Regions from separate parts of the Homo sapiens genome. Here region 1 is linked to region 2. A link is a loop called in an ENCODE intact Hi-C map of the cell type or tissue named here. Cell type or tissue: Caco-2. All regions are shown on one strand. Links, peaks and the distances in the headings refer to the core of each region. The heading gives the core; the rest is flanking DNA.

Region 1 (4,401 bases), core at 284-4,283, 59 kb before region 2:
TTTCCAATTACAGCAGGCAATATTTTCCAACCTTTTACTATTTTCTTTAATTATATTTGATTGCTGCTTTAAACATTTTTACATAAAATACGTAAGTACTTTAAAAAAAAAACTTTTCCTGTGTCACTTTTTTAAGGATAACTCATTTGTTTAATGAGCCAAAAGAAAATAATTTTCTGCCTATTTTTTCTCTAATCCCCTTCCTACTTACAACATCCCTAGGTTGGAGTACATAGATTGTCTTTGGGATTTCTTATTTTTGTGGTAAATTATGTTTCACTAGGGAACTTACAGTTTTAGAAGGGAGATAAGAAACATTGTTATATAATGAAAATACAAGACAGAAAGTGACAAATGCTATGAGAAGGTAAAAGTAAGATGCTCCTATAGTTCAGAGACTATGGCATGAGATGAATAATCCTGTCAGTCTGCTTCCACAAATGTGAAAGGAGACATTAAAGCTACCTACGAGCTTAATATATAATGCTCTCAAAAGGAATTTTCCATTCTTGGAAAAGGGAAACATTTGATCTGTCATCCTACTGTTTATTTTTGTAAGCCCCGTCTTTTCCCAGGCACAGATAAAATCCATTGTTTTCCTCTCACACTATGCCATAGGGAAAAATTCAATTCAGATTGGAAAAAGCACTGCTAATCACTTCACAACATTTTGTAGAGTTAGCCTTGAATCTTTCTTCCTTTCCCTCACTCCGTCTTACCCAGTCCATCACCCAATTCCACAGATTGTGGTCCCCTGAATTGTTTTTTTGGATCCACTCTTGCTACTCTTATTCCATCTCTGCAAAGCAGCTAGGCTGACTCTTTTTGAAACATACATTAAGTTAGTTTCTAGCTAAGAATCCCTAGTAGCTCCGTTCATACTTAGAGCACGATTCAGACTCCTTACTCTACCTGCTAGGCTCTGCATGCCTGCCTGCAACAGTATCTCTGGCCTTCTCTGAGGGATCTACCCTCCTACTGTATTCTGTTTCTACTGTGTGCGGTCTTCCCACTATATGGAATGCTCTCTCCCCGAGGACCCCATTTCTGCTCCTCCTTCAGAACTAAGTTCAAGTGTCTTTTCCTTAAAGAAGCCTTCCCTGACCCAGGCTAATGTCAGACCACCCAATCTTACAGGGCCTCATAGTACCTTGTACTTCTCTTATGTACCTCTTCCTGCAATTGTAATTAATGAATTACGAGACTAGTTATTAGCCCCCCTCTACCTGTAGAACAACATCTAAAAAATAAAAAAGCATATTATTTTTTCGAGATGGAGTTTCGCTCTTGTCGCCCAGTCTGGAGTGCAGTGGTGTGATCTCGGCTCACTGCAACCTCTGCTTGCTGGGTTCAAGCTATTCTCCTGCCTCAACCTCCCGAGTAGCTGGATTACAGGTGCCCACCACCACGCCAAGCTAATTTTTTGTATTTTTGGTAGAGATGGGGTTTCACCATGTTGGCCAGGCTGATCTCGAACTCCCGACCTCAGGTGATCCACCCACCTCGGCCTCCCAAAGTGTTGGGATTACAGGCGTGAGCCACCGTGCCCGGCCAAAAGCATGCGTGTTTTAGTTTACTCAGTACTCCACCCAGTGCCAGTGTCCAGTCTAGTTCTGGGCACTGGAATAAATGCTCAAAAAATATTTGTTGCAAAAGAAAAAGCAGAAAATTCACAAATTATGTAAATTTAGTTTTGAATTTTGTTTAGGTCCTTACATTTGATCGTAGGTTTTCTAATTTTGTTAGAGTGTTTACAAAAGACAAGACAGTGTATCACATCACCTGGGAGCTGTTAGAAATGCAATTCTCAGGCCCCTGATTCAGACGTACTACCCCAGAAACTCTGGGTAGGGCCTGGCAATCTGTATTCTAACAAACCCTCCAGGTGATGGTGAGGCATAATAAAATTTGAAAACCGGTGTTCTATAAAAATATTGAGTGAAGGTTGTCTTTGCCCTAGTTCAGGCTGCTATAACAGAATACCACAGACTGGGTAGCTTAAACAACCCAGAAATTTACTTTTCAAAGTTCTAGAGCCTGGTAAGTCCAAGATGAAGGCTCTGGCAGATAGGATGTCTGGTGAGGGCACTCTTCCCGGTTTGCAGACGCTGTCTTCTGGTTGAAATCAGAGAGAGGGATAGCAAACTCTTTGGCCTTAAAAAAATTTTTTTTATAGTTAATTTTTTTTTTTTTAATGCTTACCGGTTTATTATAAAGGGTACTACAGAGGATACAGTTGAAGAGACACATAGGGTGAGATATGGGAGAAGAAGCTCAGAGCTTCCAGGCCCTTCCTGGGGTTGCCACCCTCCAGGAACCTCCACGTGTCAGCTATCTGGAAGCTTACTGAACCCTGACCCCTTGGGTTTTTATGGAAGCTTCAAGACATCAGCATTCCTTCCCCCAGGGTATAGGGTGGGACCCTTGCATGGAAGGCTCTTAAGACCTACAATAAGAAAGGAGGGCAGGAAAAGGTCAGAGGCCTGCCCCCTGAGTCCTAACACACCCAACATTATAACAAAATGCTGTAACAAGGGCTATGGAAGTTATGAGCCAGGAACCGTGGATGAAAACCAGTATATACCATAATACCACAGGCCACCCCCTGGTTTTTGACTATGGATTTTTCACATAAAAGTATATACTATGCACAATCATTAATAATTACTTCAGCCCATCATAGTATATGAATGTCTTCCAAGATGAGGCCACTCCTGTTTGTGGGTTTCTTCTCAATCTTGTCAGCTTCCAAAAGCAGGAGTGGCCTTGGTAAATATATATAGCTTTACCCTTTCAGGCATCTGGGATTATTGAGCTTATAGACAATGTTATCTCTTGCTCTGAGACTCTTGAGTTGGTAACATAATATTTAATTTTCCTCAATATCCCATTTATTCATTTCTTTAATTTCAGCTAGTATTTCTCCTTCTCTCCGTTGGTACACTAACTTTTTCAACATTGGAAGAGACATTAGAATTGTCACTGTGCTGGTCTAGATAGCAGGCAGCAGTACAAGTCTGGCAAGTACCTCCTCCTCAGTCTACTCAGACAGGGTAAGGTTACAAAGGTGTAGAACTAGTGAGCTATTTTTACCACCAGGCAATATAGCTGCAATCACAGTTAGCCCCAATTTTGCTAGATGGATTGAAGGCACAATCCATCATGACCTTAGGAATTTTGACGTAAGGTTTAAAAACATAGTTTGTTTTTTGCTTAGAAATCATCCCTGCTGTTCTAACACTTGTACTTGCAGCCCTGGTCCTAGGGCCATTGCATCAGGTAGGGGAGAAAAAATTAATATTTTTTTCCTGAGGTGATTTGAGGAAGAAAGAACAAACTATAGTCGTTATGTTAGTGTAGTCCTCCCTTGGCAGGAACTACATAGTCATATCAGTGTGAACCCCAGATATCTGAGATAGGTCCAGTTAATTTAGGAAGTTTATTTTGCCAAAGTTAAGGATGGTCTGTGACAGCCTCAGGAGGTCCTGATGATATGTGTGCAAGGTGGTCGGGGTACAGCTTGGTTTTACACATTTTAGGGAGACCTGAGACATCAATCAATATGTACCTCGGTTTAGTTGGGAAAGGCGGGACAACTTGAAGCTGGGAGGGGCCTTTCAGGTCATAGGTAGATAAGAGACAAAAGATTGCATTCTTTTGAGTTTCTGATTATCCTTTCCAAAGGAAGTAATCAGATACACATTCATCTCAGTGAGCAGAGGGATGACTTTGAATAGAATGGGAGGCAGGTTTGCCCTAAGCAGTCCCCAGTTTGACTTTTCCCTTTAGCTTAGTGATTTTGGGGTTCCAAGATTTAATTTCTTTCATACTGGCATCTTCCCCACCCCCTCTTCCCCAGATAAACCAGAAAAACAGAGGAAAAAAAAATCTATCAGGGACACTCTAGTCCCATTCATGTTGAGGTGTGAGCACACACTCATGAAGGTGTGTAAGCCAGCCCTTCATGCTTTTATCTCCCCGTTTTAGACAACCAAGGTTTCAGTTGCCCATTCTACTTCTCTGTCAAACTGTTACACTAAGGATATCTTGCTACTCATTGTTGGACTTTGTGGGCTGTACAGTGTGTTCCTTGGTCTGAAAAAATGATGGCCAGCCATCCAAATCTATACAATATCTTCTATATTTTTTTATGGTACTCTGAGCATTTTCATCTTCCATTAGATAAGCAAAGCCCACTCCAGAGTCAGTGTTTATTCCTGTCAGGTCCCATTTTTAGCCTCCCCACGGGGCTACCAGCATTAGTCTCAGTTGCCAGCTATGTTCAGGGCCTTCCCACCAGAGAATCTGCCCCGCAGCCATCAGCAATCTCTGTCTCTTTTGCTGAGAAACAGAACAGTTCTTTCTGGCATTTTGTGCCTGAGAGGGTGCAAAAGGAACATG
Region 2 (4,401 bases), core at 166-4,165:
CACTGGTCAGTCGCTTCCACCAACCGTTTCCTTTTGCAGATACTGCCTGGGTCTGAACCTGATTAAAGTTCTACATTATAGGCTTCCTACTCCAAATCCTAATGTTTATTCTAACTAGTATCAGTCTGTTTCAGTCAAAATACAAACTATAACAATGAACACGCTATTTTAGAAATGTAGCCAAAATCCTTACTTATGATCTATGATTATGTTTCTTTTAAATTTTAAATGTATTCCTAGGAGTGAACGAAAGCGTTTCTTCATAGTGTTTTATGGTCACCATTAGAGCCCAAATCCTGCTTTCCCTATAGCAACTGGGTGGTTGTGTTTTTATTAATCTATTAATTTATTTTAAAAAAGAAAAAATAGCAGCAAAAGTAAAGTAAACCTTAGGAGTTACACAATGGATTGCATACTTAATGCTATGGACAATTGCTAACCCAACCTTACTTTAACATTTACAAAGCCAGTTTTGATTAGCTCTTTATTCCTAGTTATCAGATATACTCCATTTCTCTAAATTAAGTCCAGAGGTGGTCCTTACTGAGATTTATAGCCACTGATACCACAAAGTCTTATAATTTAGCTGTTTAAGAATTCTTTTGGGTAAAAATAATTTAGGAAGGAAATCTAGTGTTCACCAGGTTGGAAACAACTGGACATTAGTAAAATTGAAGCTCCTTAGCAAAGCTTATTCCGGTTTGTTATATAACATACCGATTAATAGCCAGAGGTTACCTGGATTCATACAAGAGGCACTGTTTCTCAAGGTCAAGCATTGCATGGCCCTTTATTGCAACTTTTCTTTTAAATATGAACGTATAAGTCAGACTTATTTTTGGATGATCATAGTGAAACCCGAAGATCCATAATGAAGTTTATGTGACAGAGATCCCCACACAACAATCTGAGCGATCTCTATAGTGGTGTACAACTTCCCTGTTGCTTTGGCAGTTTCTTAAACGTAATTATTCCCAAAGCAAATCTATTCAAGCATATTTAAAAAGAATGGGACAGTATTTGGCAAGCATAAGCGTGTTTTAAAAGTGATTCCAAAGATTTAAAGGTTTTAGCTGTAAGAATGATGGATAATGAGAATTGCAGAAAATTAGCGAGAGTTCTTTTGCCAAGAACAGTAGTTTGGGAAAGCTTTGGGCTTTAAATAGAGGGAATTATGAATAAAGACAGTAGTTGATAAAGATGAATACAGTAAAAATTAAAGTGTTGTTGCCTTTAAGAGTATTTTATGTATAAACTTGATTGATGTAAACTTAATTGTTCAATGTTTAAAAGCTCTAATTAATGTAGTTTATACTTAGTATGAAGCACATCAAGGTCTCCATTTCCTCTACTCACTGGAATAATTGAACTATATATTCAGACTTCTCTCACTGCTTCACTCCCTACATATATTCCCCTTTACTTTTCTCTCAAAAATCCCTGACTTCTCCTGATAAAAATAAATTGCTTTAAACATTTATTGTTAATAAATGCATTAATGAAAAAGCAGAAACATTTGTGGTGGTTTCTCTAGTTTTTTAAAGCAAATCTCTGTAGGGGTTCCTAATTTAGTTCTGTTCCACGTTGCCCTCTGGTCACTAAATCAAACACAGAGCCACTGCTGCTTAGGGAGCTGGCATTCTAGTAAGGCAAGCTAGTGCTAGGGCACTAGCTGGAAGCCTGTTTTGAGCTGACTGGAGGCTATGAACCCCCTAAAGAAAGAGACAGGGTCCCTTGGGCCTGAGGCTTATCGGTGATGGGAGGAAATGTTGGGTCCAGCCCCTGGGGAGGTGAGGTGCACTAGAGAAACTGAGAGGCAAACAAGTGTGTCCACCAGGACCTAATGTTGCTCACAACCCCTTAACCACTTAATCATCTGTCATTCTTTTAAGTAAATACCTGCTTATGCTCATTTTATCGTTTTGAACATTCCATCTTCAGGGTGCTAACTTGACAAATTTTTGGTAAATCTGTGCAATATTAGATAACCACAGGAACCTTTTTATTCAACTCCCACACTTTATGAATGGGAAAACAGACTCAGAGAGGGGGAACTGAGATAGAGTTGGCTTTCTGGTAAGATAAGCTTCCTAATTTAGCATGGGGATTATGCTTATCACTGTGTCTAGCTCATTCCATGTTCTTTAAATATTTGTTTCAATAAAATGGGATAGGCCTTTGGATTAGGGGATCTCACAAATACACAGGCCCCTACACACACACAGATTATTGATTTGATTTGGAAAGAATGATAGGAGAAGGTGAATGTCTGAGGCCAACCATTTGCAATTCTAAATCTGTGGCCCCCTTCTTGTTCAGAGCTGTTAGCTGCTCTGACCATCTTCTCCTCTTTAGTTAGGGTGCTACCAGGGCAGTATGGAAGGTTTCTTCCCACTGCTTGCCCTGCATATGTGCTTTCTTCTTACTCGGCACCAGGCCTTTCCTGCATTGCAGGTATTGCAGGGCCACGTGGTATGACACAGTTGGGTGAATTTGATTACACATGCTGTTTATTTTTGCTTCCAGTCTAGTGCTTACCCAGAGCCCTCCACTCTCTGCTACTCCTTGCATTCAACCCTAAACTGAGTCATTTATCATAACCTTTGCTGAACCTTTTGAAGCTGATTTTTCTTTCCTTTTTGCAAGCATTTTGTTTTATTGAAGTCTTGAATGAAGTCACAATGTACTATTCTGTCTTTTGTTCATATGCTAATTAAGAAGTGTTATCTAGTTAGCGTGGCATAGTTCATTTACAAAACTATTCATGGTCATTTTGATTTTATAAGGTTTCTCTCTGTTTCTGTTTCGCAAAGACTGTATATATGTTTTTTAGTTAAACAAAGTTAATGTTAATTTCTTTCATTTGTGCTCCCTGAGTTTCAAGTGTAATAACCCTGCAGATATATTTCACCTATTTGTATTAGAATTATATTTTTTTCCATGGACATCAGTTTTTTTTTTTTTTCTTTGTCAGAAGCAACTAGTTATTGGCAGCAAAGGAATTTATTATTCCATTGTGCTATATAACACAACTAACAATTTTTTTTCAGTATTTACAATATGAAGGCACTGTTTCATAATTGCTTTATAAGTTGTCATCAACATAATCACCCCCTTTGAGACTGGTGGGAAAACTGAGACATCACATGGTTAAGGAGCTTGCCCCAGGTTACATAACTAATAAGTGGCAGAACCAATATTTGAACCCAGATATCTGGCTGTAGAACTGATACACATAGCCAGTATGCTTCTGTTCTTCATCATCCCTTGTACAGGCTCTTTGAAACAACCTGGTAATTGCCATGCTCTATGAAAAAAGGCCATTAAAATTGCAAATATTGGAGTACCTCTGATTTTTGAGCATCAAAAATATACCCATCAGAAGATATTCATGAGACAGTTAAACATTGAGGCTCCAACCTTGTTTATACTATATTTTCATCTCTGGTCATACATAACTTGATGACCCTTGGTGATCTCAAATGACTCTAAATGATACTCTGATTTTGGGGCTAGGCCTGTTTAATCAAATGAGTGAGCCATATCTGTTTGTAATTCTTCCATCCATCCATCTTTCCATCTGTCCATCTATAGAATTCTTCATCTGCACGTAACAGACACTTAGGTGTTACTTATCCTTACTGCAGAAGAAGTCCTGTTGTATCCTAAGAGAATAAGACACAGCTTCAAGAATCACTGGCTGATCACCTTGAGGGGAAGCCAGTTTGTAAGGGTTCGCCAATTTTATGTATCTGCAGCCTTCCATATGTTACAGGGACTCTTAATTAAGCTGCTGAATTTGGCATTAGTTGAACTTTCAGTTTACTTTCAAGGAGAGTCATGCAGACAATTCCAGTCCAAGAGAACAGCAGTTGGGAATAAACTGAGATACTTGGCGAGAAAATGAGGTGGGAGTTGAATTTGATGACAGCAGAGCATTCTTGCTGGAGACTACTAGTGGAAAATGAAGTTAGAATGGCAAGGGAAAGTAAGGTTTGTTAGAGTAGCTCTGAAACCAAGCACAGTATACAACTGAAAATAAAATTCTCTTGTCATTGTATGCAGACTCTAGCTTTGGAGCCTGGCACGTGTGAATTATACAAAGATTTTCAAACTAATTTGATCGTATTCTAGATCACAAGAGGCCAAAATTACCCAACGCTCAGACACATTAATCTCTTGGAAATTTAAGACAAACTCTACGCAGCCCCAGTCAGCCTCTACATTTCAGCAACTCTTATTCCTTTCTTCTGTATTTACTTAGCAGTGCGCTGCAAATATACTTGTATACTTCCTTCACTTATGTCCTACTTGTGTTTCCTGTCAACTCTATGAGATTGTAAACTTGCCTATTGCAGGAATTGATACAGCCCTAGCTCAGAGGTCAGTGAGAGGTAGAAT

The links. A loop is a pair of places that touch in the nucleus more often than their neighbours do. Peaks named below come from ENCODE experiments on the same cell type or tissue, not always from the same donor. Only the 100,000 strongest peaks of a DNase experiment are listed, where the experiment ranks them.
Region 1: it touches region 2 in a loop (4-fold over the local background); 1 of 110 quality-filtered maps calls a loop at or near these places.

Annotation. Positions count from the first base shown.
Region 1 is chrX:139,901,398-139,905,798 of GRCh38, reverse strand. All of the region lies in intron 1 of ATP11C (ATPase phospholipid transporting 11C (ATP11C blood group)), which reads left to right. Among named protein-coding and RNA genes, the nearest start is that of MIR505, 21 kb to the left of the region's middle. In Caco-2, for the core only: no CTCF peak of the experiment used is centred there; a DNase peak (open chromatin) is centred at 2,388.
Region 2 is chrX:139,842,477-139,846,877 of GRCh38, reverse strand. The region is part of intron 1 of ATP11C (ATPase phospholipid transporting 11C (ATP11C blood group)); the gene reads left to right. Among named protein-coding and RNA genes, the nearest start is that of MIR505, 80 kb to the left of the region's middle. In Caco-2, for the core only: no CTCF peak of the experiment used is centred there; no DNase peak of the experiment used is centred there.